Linked DNA regions of Homo sapiens: region 2 is linked to region 1. Evidence: read pairs that join two places in POLR2A ChIA-PET (ENCODE). Cell type or tissue: HepG2. All regions are shown on one strand. Links, peaks and the distances in the headings refer to the core of each region. The heading gives the core; the rest is flanking DNA.

Evidence for each region. ChIA-PET counts read pairs that join two places held together with the same protein. Peaks named below come from ENCODE experiments on the same cell type or tissue, not always from the same donor. Only the 100,000 strongest peaks of a DNase experiment are listed, where the experiment ranks them.
Region 2: POLR2A ChIA-PET joins it to region 1 with 5 read pairs; 2 of 35 experiments call an interaction of 5 or more read pairs at or near these places.

Annotation. Positions count from the first base shown.
Region 1 is chr17:81,641,424-81,647,422 of GRCh38, forward strand. TSPAN10 (tetraspanin 10) reads left to right here. Exons shown (of 4, transcript NM_001290212.2): 2 at 884-1,025; 3 at 3,569-4,206. The coding sequence starts at 990. Among named protein-coding and RNA genes, the nearest start is that of TSPAN10, 7.2 kb to the left of the region's middle. In HepG2, for the core only: no CTCF peak of the experiment used is centred there; no DNase peak of the experiment used is centred there; H3K27me3 peaks cover 1,269 bases.
Region 2 is chr17:81,382,805-81,388,607 of GRCh38, forward strand. It overlaps LINC03048 (long intergenic non-protein coding RNA 3048), which reads right to left and starts at 2,578. Exons shown (of 4, transcript NR_164137.1): 1 at 2,325-2,578. RefSeq lists enhancers at 3,186-3,754, 5,139-5,698, 5,699-5,803. In HepG2, for the core only: no CTCF peak of the experiment used is centred there; DNase peaks (open chromatin) are centred at 2,767, 2,987, 3,845 and 4,532; H3K4me3 peaks cover 1,826 bases; H3K27me3 peaks cover 4,431 bases.

The DNA.
Region 1 (5,999 bases), core at 618-5,617:
CCAGCCCTGTCACCTCATGGACCTCCCTCCCACCCCCATCTCCGCTTGCCCCACACAGCCAGGTGACCTTTCCTCCTAAAACTTGCCCGGTGTGCTCCCACCCAGGCGTCTCACGCGCGCCTGAAACCCTCTGCCTGCTCCATCAGTACATTGCCTGCTGTGCTGCACCACCCAGACCACCTCTTTGGACTGCTGAGTGTTGGTGGCTGAGTCCGGGCACAGTGGCTCCAGCCTGTAATCCCAGCACTTTGGAAGGCCAAGGCAGGAGAATCACTTGAGTCCAGGGGTTCAAGACCAGCCTGGGCAGCACAGCAGAACCCTGTCTCTACAAAAAAAATTCAAAAATGAGTGAGGCAAGGTGGCGTACATCTGTAGTCCCGGGAGGCGAGGTTGCAGTGAGCCGAGATTGCGCCATTGCACTCCAGCCTGGGCAACAAGAGCGAAACTCAGTCTCAAAAACAAAAACAAGGAGGTGATCTGGTGGGGGGACGCTGTTTCATTCGTGCAGTGAACAAGCCGGGGGATAGATTGGCGCTGGGGCTGCCCATGGGTCTCTTGGGATTGGGGTTGTGAACCAATTTACCAGGGTCTGATTCCCTGGTTGGGAGCTGATGGAGCGGCTGCTGACCCTGCAGAGCTGAAGTCCGCATGGGGGGCTGCAGTGAGAGCCACAAGGCTGGCACCCAAACATGCCTGCCTGAGTCACACCTGCGCTGAGCTTAGGGGACCCACAGAGCCAGGGCTGGGGAGAAATATATCTCCACAAGCAGAGGCCTCCTTAAGCTCTAAAATGTGATTCTTCACATGACTCAACTGTGACTCCGGCATCTGGGTAGGGCTCGCACCTCCCCCATTCCCATGCCCAGGGCTGCACTGTTCACAGACTAGCCCAGGGCCGCAGTCAGGACCAGCCCAGCAGCCCAGCCACAGAGGAGCCAGCGAACCTCTCCCGGCGCCTGTGCTGGGGGCTTTCTGTTCCAGCGTCAAGGATGGAGGAGGGGGAGAGGAGCCCCTTACTGTCCCAGGTGAGCCATGCCAAGTGGCCTTGCCCTGAGGTTGGAGATGTCCCCAGCCCTGAAGTCCTAAGGGAAGTCCCTGGGCTGGGTTCACACCCACCCCTGCCCCTGGTGCCACCCCACACCTCAATGCTGAGATTGGGTTGAGGGGGGTGGTTCTAGGCAGCCCCCTCCCCCTTCCCCACTGCGCAGTTCTCTCAGCCCCATGCTGGCCTCTGGTCAAGGGATCTGCCAGATCTCCCTGAGGGCCTTGGGGGCAATCTTTGGCTCAGGGTGCAGGAGGGGGTGAAGGCAAATGTCCCTTGCAGCCAGCCTCCAACGGCCTCTGGCCCCCAGTGGCCCCAGTCTGGCCAACCAGGCACTGACAGCCTGTCCTTTTGCTTCTAGTGACTTGTTGAGGTCTTGGGGGTGATAAATAACCCTCCTCTGGGGCCGGGCACAGTGGCTCACTCCTGTAATCCCAGCACTTTGGGAGGCTGAGGAGGGAAGATTGCGTGAGCCCAGGAGTTCAAGACCAGCCTGGGCAATGTAGCGAGACCCTGTCTCTACAAAATATTATATATATATATATATATATATATATTTAGATAGAGTCTCGCTCTGTCACCAGGCTGGAGTGCAGTGGCACAACCTCGGCTCACTGCAACCTCCGCCTCCTCGGTTCAAGCAATTCACATGCCTCAGCCTGCTGAGTAGCTGGGATTACAGGCACATGCCACCACACCCAGCTAATTTTTTTTAGTCGAGACAGGGTTTTACCATGTTGGCTAGGATGGTCTCGATCTCCTGACCTCGTGATCCACCCGCCTCGGCCTCCCAAAGTGCTGGGATTACAGGCATGAGCCACCGTGCCCGGCCTACAAAAAATAATTTTAAAAAATTACCGGGACGGCCGGGCGCGGTGGCTCACGCCTGTAATCCCAGCACTTTGGGAGGCCGAGGCGGGCGGATCACGAGGTTAGGAGATCGAGACCATCCCGGCTAAAACGGTGAAACCCTGTCTCTACTAAAAATACAAAAAATTAGCCGGGCGTAGTGGCGGGCGCCTGTAGTCCCAGCTACTTGGGAGGCTGAGGCAGGAGAATGGCGTGAACCCGGGAGGCGGAGCTTGCAGTGAGCCGAGATCCCGCCACTGCACTCCAGCCTGGGCGACAGAGCGAGACTCCGTCTCAAAAAAAAAAAAAAAAAAAAAAAATTACCAGGACATGGTTGCAGTGCCTGTAGTCCCAGCTACTCAGGAGGCTGAGGAGGAAGGATGGCTTGAGCCCAGGAGTTTGAGGCTGCAGTGAGCTGAGAGCCTGATGCTGTGATCAGCTTCTTCCTGGTGAAACTGGATTGGAATGGGATCCTTGCCCAGCACACAGCCATGGCTGCTTTTTATTATTTATTTAGTTTTTGAGATGGAGTCTCGCTCTGTCACCCAGGCTGGAGTGCAGTCACGCGATCTCTGCTCATGCAACCTCTGCCTCCTGCTCATGCAACCTCCACCTCCTGGGTTCAAGCGATTCTCCTGCCTCAGCCTCCCAAGTAGCTGGGATTACAGGTGTGTGCCACCACGCCCGGCTAATTTTTTTTTTTTTTTTTTTTTTAGTAGAGATGAGGTTTCTCCACGTTGCTCAGGCTGGTCTCGAATTCCCGACCTCAGGTGATCCACCCACCTCAGCCTCCCAAAGTGCTGGGATGACAGGCGTGAGCCACAACGTCCAGCCCGGCCATAGCTTCTTATTCTCCTTTTTAAAAAAACTCTTCCCGGCAGAACTGGGCACCTGCGGGGCTGCCTCTTCCCCCACAGAGAGAGACCAGCAAGCCTTTCCTGCCAGTGGGCCAGGGGGTCCCCTCTGAAGGCCCTGCAGCCTCCAGGCGGTCTTCCTGGGCTCTTGGGCACCCTCCTCCCTGTCCTGGGAGCCTGTTGGGCAGGGCACTGTCCTGTCCTCGGCAGCAGGGTCCAGTGCCGTGTCCACACTCAGTGCGGGCCGTTGGTGGGGCCGAAGAATGGGTGCTGGGATGTGAGGACTGGTTTCAGAGGGGAAAGAAAAGGGCAGCCATGTGGGCCAGCCCCTGTGGCTGGTGAGGAAGCCCCTCTACACAAGTTCCATGCTGCAGGCACACACAGACTGATCCACGCAGATGCTGTTTCAAACTCTGGGGACGCAGCCCCGCCTGTGTGCTGCGGGAAAGCCAGGGCGACCCTGACCCGGGGAGGCCGCAGACACCCACGCATAGGACCAGGAGGGAGTGGGTGTGTTCACTGAGCACCGCCCTGCTTGGTCTTCACCACAGCCTTTCAGAGTCTGCTCATCACCCTGTTCTAAAGGTGGGGTCCCACCAGAGCTGGGACCCTCACTGCCCCTTCTGCTGCTCAGCCGAGCGGGACGGCCCTGAGGGCCCCCTGCCCCTGGCTGTCCGCATCTCTGAGCTCCAGTGCTGCCCTCCGCCATCCGGCATCCTCCCATCCCTCGAAGGCTCTGCCACCATGCTCTTCCCTGACCCCTCACCAGTTGTCACAGAGTCTGGGTGAATGCGGTCTCACCCTGTTCCTCTTCCCTCTGCAGGAAACTGCAGGCCAGAAGCCCCTCTCTGTGCACAGGCCACCCACCTCAGGCTGCCTAGGTCCAGTGCCCAGGGAGGACCAGGCGGAGGCCTGGGGCTGCAGCTGCTGTCCCCCGGAGACCAAGCACCAGGCCTTGAGTGGCACCCCCAAGAAAGGACCAGCCCCTTCCCTCTCCCCAGGGAGCAGCTGCGTCAAGTATCTGATCTTCCTCTCCAACTTCCCCTTCTCCCTGCTGGGGCTGCTGGCCCTGGCCATCGGGCTCTGGGGCCTGGCTGTCAAGGGGTCTCTGGGAAGTGATCTGGGGGGGCCCCTGCCCGCAGACCCCATGCTGGGGCTGGCACTGGGAGGGCTGGTGGTCAGCGCAGTGAGCCTGGCTGGCTACCTGGGCGCCCTCTGTGAGAACACCTGCCTGTTACGTGGCTTCTCTGGGGGCATCCTTGCCTTCCTGGTGCTTGAGGCCGTGGCGGGGGCCCTGGTGGTGGCCCTCTGGGGCCCGCTGCAAGACAGCCTGGAGCACACCCTGCGTGTGGCCATCGCCCACTACCAGGACGACCCAGACCTGCGCTTCCTCCTCGACCAAGTCCAGCTCGGGCTGAGGTGCTGCGGAGCTGCCTCCTACCAGGACTGGCAGCAGAACCTGTGAGTCTTGGAGTGGGCGAGGGACAGGGCCACCACAGGGTCGCAGAGGCCACACACCCTTGTGCGTGTACACACAGTCACTCACACGTACATACTCATTCGTGCATGCCCACATGCATGCACACGTATACCCACATGTACACGCATATCCACACTGGCACGTCTCGTGCTCACAGGTTTCACGTGTGTGGACACACACCTACACACTCCTCTACACTGACATGAACATGTTCTTGTGCACACACAAAACAGCCTCACACTCAGGCACACACTCACACTCAAACATGTTCATACACACACGTGTCATGCACACAAGGTATAGGGGTGCTTGCCTCTCCTTGTTCTATGGGCTCAGGGCCCCAATCAGCCCTGCGGCCCCCAGAACGTGCAGGGTGACTCTGTTCCCCCCGCCAGGGCCAGGAGGACTACCCAGGAGCTTAGTTGAGAAGCTGAGCCCACAAACTTAGAAAGTCATTTTTCTGCTGGGCACGATGGCTCACACCTGTAATCCCAGCACTTTGGGAGGCTGAGGTAGGCGGATCACCTGAAGTCAGGAGTTCAAGACCAGCCTGGCCAACATGGTGAAACCCCATCTCTACTAAAAATACAAAAATTAGCCAGGCATGGTGGCAGGCACCTGTAATCCCAGCTACTCAGGAGGCCGAGGCAGGAGAATGACTTGAATCCAGGAGGTGGAGGTTGCAGCCAAAACAGCACCACTGCATTCCAGCATGGGCAACAGAGCGAGCATCCATCTCAAAGAAAAAAGGCCGGGCGCGGTAGCTCACGCCTGTAATCCTAGCACTTTGGGAGGCCGAGGCGGGCGGATCACGAGGTCAGGAGATCAAGACCATTCTGGCTAACACGATGAAACCCCGTCTCTACTAAAAAATAGAAAAAATTAGCTGGGTGTGGTGGCGGGCGCCTATAGTCCCAGCTACTCAGGAGGCTGAGGCAGGAGAATGGCGTGAACCCAGGAGGCGGAGCTTGCAGTGAGCCGAGATCGCCCCACTGCACTCCAGCCTGGGCGATGGAGGGAGACTCTGTCTCAAAAAAAAAAAAGAAAAGAAAATGACTTTTAGGTGAATTCAGGACATTATTCTGGAATCTGACTCCACAGTTTCCCTCCACCGTGAGTGTCATTAAACGCCGTGCATTTAGGATCCAGTGCAGGATTTTCTTATATTCTGCTCAAGGGTAGCTGTCTTTTTGTTGGTTTGTTTGTTTGTTTTTTTGAGACGGAGTCTCCCTCTCGCCCAGGCTGGAGTGCAGTGGCTCGATCTCGGCTCACTGTAAAGAGGGTAGCTGTCTGTTTTATCAGCTATCCCCAGTGCATGCACACCCCAAGCAGCACCTACTCTCCATGCCACACCCAGGACAGACGATATGCACTCTGTCTCCCAAGCCTTCTTGGTGCATGTATCCAGGAGCAGCTGAACACAAGAGATGAAGTCATAGGCAACCCTGAAAACTGGCCATTGGGACCCAGCAGTGGCTAACAGGCGGGTCCTTCCAGACTCTGCAAAGCACCACATAGGTTGGTTTTTGGCCACGTGTGACTGGGTTGGTGGCAGTCCCCCTAGAGTGTCGTGATGCCACGTCTGCTGCTGGCCTCGTCCCCATCCCCTGCCTAAGTGGGGCATACTCTTCTAGAGTGGAGAGGGCATGGGGATGAGCCTGCAGGTCTGCTGGGCCCGTGTGCAGAGCCCCAGACATCAGTGGATGCCTAGGGCACCTGGGGACTGCCTGACCTGGGCTGTGATGAGATCAACACTCCCTAGCTACCCTGGGAG
Region 2 (5,803 bases), core at 343-5,342, 260 kb before region 1:
CCAAAGTGCTGGGATTACAGGCATGAGCCAATGCACCTGGTGGGACCTCAGGTCTATAATGATCTAAATCACCCAACAGGAGGAGGCAGCAAGACCTGGCAGCGAGGGCCAAGCAGGAAGGCCATCTGCCTGCCCCCTGCCTGTCCCCTCCCCACCCCCAGCTCTCCCAGGCACTACAGCCTGGGGCAGCCCCTCCCCCAGGGCCCCACCCTCAGCCTCCTGTGCAGGTGAGCAGGAGCGGGCAGCCTCACTGGAGCCCAGATGACGGAGCCGGAGCCCCTGCCCCACCCCACCTGCATTTGAGGGGTGGGATCTGCTTCTGGCCATGAGGGAGGACAGACCCCCACACTCTACAAAGCCTGCCCCTTGGCTGCTTGGCTGTCTGGGCCAATTCTGGTTGTCCTGAACCAGAGGCCACCAACGGGCCCCGTGGAGGCTCAGAACCAAAATCCCACATTCTCAGAGGTTCTTGGGGTCCTCAGGGTTGGGTAGTGCAGCAGCGTGCAGGCTGGGAGGGAAGCCTGGGATCAAATCCTGGCTCCCCTTCTTCCCGTTTGGTGGCCTTGACGGAGAGTGAGGGCTTCCTGGTGACTGAGCCTCGCTTTCCTCGTGTGTCCTGGGCTCGGAGAAGTCCTTTCTGGAGGAAGGAGGGTCCCTTCCTCTTGGTCAGGGCGGGAAGAAATGTGCCCCAAGGAGGGATGGCAGCGCCCACTGCGCCCCTTTCCTCCTCCCCCCACCCCGGGCTCCTCCTCTGATTCCGTTTTGGGGACTCTTTCCTGCCCCTCAGAGTCTGAGGCTTCTAGGCCTGCGCTGTTCATACCTTGACCCCACCCCAGCCCCCATGTTCGCAAGCCTGTGTCCCCTGGAGCCTCTTGTCACAGAGGACCCTCTCCTGTGGAGTCCCAGGGCTCCACTCGCCCCCATGGGGTTTCCAGCTTGCAGCCTGGGGTCCTGGGACGGGTGCAGGGAGGCAAGTGGCCCCCAGCCCACGGAGCCCCATCATGCAGAAAATTCGGCAAAACCCAGCTTCCTCCGAGTGAGGCGGCTGTCCCAGGGCAAGCTCGGGGAGGGCACTGTTGCCCCGCTGTCCCTTGGCCACGGCAGGGTTAGGCTGTAGCATGGGCAAGACTCAGGGACACAGAAATCGGAAGGGGAGTCTAAAAGGGGGTCCAGCCCTGCCCAGCAGCCTCACCACCTGGTGGCATCACCCCCACGCTGGGCGAGCTGCCCCCTCTCCAGGGCAGGGCTCCAAACCGCTCTGGGGGAAGCTGGCCTCAGCTGGGTGTCGGGGGGCCTGGGCCCATTTGCCTGGACGCTGCGGGCACCCTGCCCCTCTGGCTCCCCGGGGTCCTGGGCCTCTCGCGGGCAGGAATGCCATCTGTGCCATCTGACCAGGGCTCCCCTCACTGTGCACCCTGGCGTTTTGGGGCGTGGGAAGGCGTTCAAGGCTGGTTTCTGTTTCCCCGTCAAGCCCTGAGTGGAGTGCGACCGGAGGCTGGCCAGTGGCTCCCCGGGCACCTAGGGGAGGCTGGGGGCAAACTGAGGCAGTCTAGAGCCTACAATCACTCCAGGGGCCTGTGGGGCAGGGACAGGGCTGAGGGGACCTGGCACCCTGTGGGTTCCCCAGCAGTGTGGCTGGGGACATGGGGACAGAGCCCACCTTGCAGCCTCTGATCTCTGGGCCTGGACATTTGTTTGGAGTAGTGTTCACTGGTTTGTTTTGTTTTCTTTTTTTTGAGACAGAGTCTCTCTCTGTTGCCCAGGCTGGAGTGCAGTGGCGCGATCTCAGCTCACTGCAAGCTCCGCCTCCTGGGTTCGAGCGATTCTCGTGCCTCAGCCTCCCAAGTAGCTGGGGCTACAGGTGCCCACCACCACGCCTGGCTAATTTTTGTATTCTTAGTAGAGACGGGGTTTCACCAAGTTGGCCAGGCTGGTCTTGGACTCCTGGCCTCAGGTGATCCACCCGCCTCAGCCTCCCAAAGTGCTGGGATTACAGGTGTGAACCACCACGCCTGGCCTGTTTTGTTTTCTGATTGCAAAATGAATACATTTCAAAAGGGAAATTTGAAAAATATAAAAAATCCTTAAAAAGAGAATAAAACCCACCCATCAACCCATCATGCTATACCCAGGAACACTACCTCCAGCTTCCAGGACCCCCAACCTCAGCCAAGGGTCTCCACATACTTCTCTCTTCTGTAATTGGGTCTTCCCGCGGAGGCTGGGGCCTGGGCGGATGGATGCCCAGGGTGGGGGCTACCTCCTCTGGACTGCCGAGACCTCCCCAGCAATGAGGTGCCAGACCAGGACCGGGGTGAACTCACCATGAGCTTCTGTTGCCGTCTGGGCCTGGGCTGGGAGCAGGAATCTCTGGGGAAGGCCAAGCATGTTTCAGAGTCATCGGGATCAGGGCCACCCTCTCCCTCCCCCAGTGTCTGCAGCCATTTTCATAGGAAAAAAACTGGGTTTAACAAAGCTGTTCCAGACCTCCTGACCTGAAACTGATTTCTACCCTTCCGTGTGGCCCTAAGGCTCCCAGGCACGAGGCGCATAGCTAGGGGAAGACAGTGCCTCTGACACCCATTTAAGAGTTAACTGAGGCCAAAAAGCCGCTCTGCACGCCCCTCTTGTTCAGAGGCCCACTGATCCCCTGGTCCCGTGGTCACCACGGGGTATGGGTGCAGACAAAGCCGTGTTCATGGAAGCTCCGGGCCTGATGACAGTGGCACAAGGACCCCATTCTCTGCTGTCTCCAGCTGCATCCCCTCCCCCAGCCGGCCTGACATCAGAGACAGCGGGTCAGACATCCCGGGATCCCCCACTCCCACCCCAGGGCGCAGGCTCAGCTGCTGGGGCTCAGGGAAATGCACAAGAGGGCCTGTGCTGGGGAGACAGGGCGTGGATGAACTGCCTGAGTGGTGCAGACAGCTGCAGCTTGGCCCAGCAAGTCTTCAGTGGGAAGCTGCCTGCATTTTTACAACTGATTTTTGAACCTGAAAGTGGAGGTTCACATCCAGCCTGTTCAACGTAATCTTGTTGGTTCCAGTCCAACGTGACCTTTTGGAATCTGGTTTCCAGACTCTTGCCATATATTAGCAGTTCCTCCCGGCTGCAGGCTGCGATCTGCCTTGCTGGGGCCTCATCCCAGAGAAACAGGCTGGCCGGGAGCATTCGGAGGGGCTTCCCAGGAAGAGCTGGACCCTGACACATCTTTCCGTGGGTGCTGTGGCCAAGACGCCCAATGGCTGGTCATGAGGCCCATTTTGTTCTGCTCCTGGTCTACAAGGCAGAAGTCGGGACGCATCATGTCTGCCCCAGCCAGGAGTCTTAGGGTTGTCCCAGGCCCAAAAGTCAGCCAACCCTAGTACTAGTTTTCCAGAAGAATCCAGAGCCTACGCACCCAGGCCCTCAGTGTGAACAAGGGCACGTTATTTGCTCTCACAGTCTCCTTCTGCTCATCTGTAAAATGGGCATGGCCACCATGCCCTCTGTGTCCCAGGCTGTCTAGAGGGTTGAGCAGGCAGGGTAGGATCTGGTACCCACCATGCCCCCGATGCCCACGCAGGCCAGAGAGGGGAGAAATGGAGTTGGCTGAGGCCTGGCCCTCCAATGCCCTCTCTGGGCTCTGAACCAGGGCTCCGTCCGTCCCCTGGGGCTGCCTCCCGCAGGCCAGGGCTCCTTTATCCTCCCCGTTGAGCACCTGGGGCGCGGGGATGACAGCCTCATTTCCCCAAGCAGCCCCCACAGGGCTCCCTGGATTCCTCTCTGACAAGCACATGCGCCGGCTCTGGTCTTGGCTCCGTGTGCCCCAGCACGACAGAACAAGTGCGGCAAGACCCAGGCCTGCAGGGCGGCGGCAAGTGCCCGGAGGGGCGGAGGCGGGGGTAGGGGGTATGCCGGCGCCCGGCAGTGTCGCTGTCCCCGCGCCACCGACCCCACCCCGGCGTGACCTTCCCTGCCGCGCGCCCAAAGGCCAGCAAAGCAGGCGGCGCTTTTAAGGACGCGGCGGCGCGGCGGGTTCGGTGCCAGGAGGCGCCGGGGGGCGGAGGGAGGGGGCGCTCGAGGCCAGAGGAGCGACCCCCGGCAGCCACCCAGGCGCGCCCCGCTCGTCACTCGCTCTCTTCTCCCACTTGCGCCGGCCGGGGGCGGGGCGCGGCGGCGAGGGTGGGGGCTGGGCAGCCGGGGTCCTCCCTCCCCCGCTGTGCTGGAGGCAGCGGGGCGCTCCCCGGAGCTGGGGCGCGGAGGGAGGGCCGAGGGCGCGTCGGAGCCTCATCCGGCCTGGGCCCTCCGAGCGGGAGCGACCCGGGTGCGGGGCCCCACTCTGCCTGGTCGCCCCGAGCGCGTGGAACGCGAGCCGAGGTTCCGCCCGAAATGCGGCCGGCGAAGGGGTGCGGTCCGGGCGGGGTCGCGCGCCCCCAGCACGCTGCCTGGGCTCTGGAATCTGGGAGAAGCCTCCAGCACGGGCTCCCGAGCGCACAAACTCAGGGACGCCCTTCCTCCCGTCCCTGGTCCCCTCCCCGAAAAGCGAGGGGGACGGGCCTGGAGGGAAACGGATTCGGTTTCGCTCCGCTCTCGTCAATTTTCTGTTTAATGTCACCGGGCCCCACTGTGGGAGTAGGAAGCGCGTCACCCGGGCCATAAATTTGCGGTGATGGCGCCTCCGGCCGCCTCCCCAGACGGAGGGACAGGGCCGACTCCGGAGCAGGTGGGGCCGCCGAGACTCGACCTCCGCGGTAGGCGCTGCGCGGCTTCTCCCGACGCGGGTCCCGGGCGCGCTCGGCCGCCCCTCCCGCCGCATCCGCCCGCGCCCGGCCCCGCCGCGGGATTTCCAAAGGGCTTTTGTTCCGGGCTTGGATGTAGAGGCTTTGATTTTTTTACCACCCGCCTCAGGAGACTTTTTGCTTGGAAAAGTCCTGCTATTAAAACAAAAACAAAAACCAATCAATTCCGGAGGGAAGAAAATGCCTCCAGTGTGTGTCTGCGCTTCCCCCGGGCCGAGGACGGTGGTCGGGGCTGCGTATTGCCCGGACCCCGGGTAGGGGAGGCGCAGAGACCCGGCCCTAATGGACTTCGCTCGGAAAGGCCCCGGCGGAAGTGGCCGGGAGAGCGGGCGGCTGCGTGGGTCTGGGCCCTGGCCCGGGGCAGGCTCCTCTGGCCTGCCTGCCTTGGCTGCTTGGAAAGGGATTTCTGGGGAGTCTCCCTTTGGGGGCACTTTCCCCGAAACTCCTCTCCCGCCTGGGGAATTACCCCTGCAGCGGGTACTGATGCTTCATGAATTGAGATGGAATACGTATTTGTTCAGGCCAGAAAAAAAAAATGAATCTATTGAATGATTTTTAATTTAATGGATCAACTGTCCTGTTAACAAAAGAGGCGGTGGCCGTGTTTGGCGCCAGGCGGGAGGCAGCAGTCAGGTGGTCCAGGGGCTGGAGGTGAGGGCTTTGCCGCAGGCGCATGCTGCTCTGTGAGAACTCCGAGGAATAACTCACTGGAGGGCTATAAATGCTGAAGGTAACCAGGCCAAGGACTCCAGTGCCCCCAGAAGTCGCAGGGGAGAGACAGTCTGTCCCCTCTGGTCCAGCCCAGGGAGGGCCTGCAGCCTCCCCATGGGAGCCATGGCCAAGGGGGAGAAAGGTCTCCAGGGCTGGAGGGCAGGTGGGCGGTGGGGCTCATCTCAGGGGCAGGGCGTGGGGGTTTGTGGGCCAGGACCCACCCAAGGGCTGGGTCTGGGAGGTGCTTGGGGAGCCCAGGGCGACCTGGTGTGTGCCCTGCGGGATGCCCCGAGGGCTCCTGCTTGTGTTGC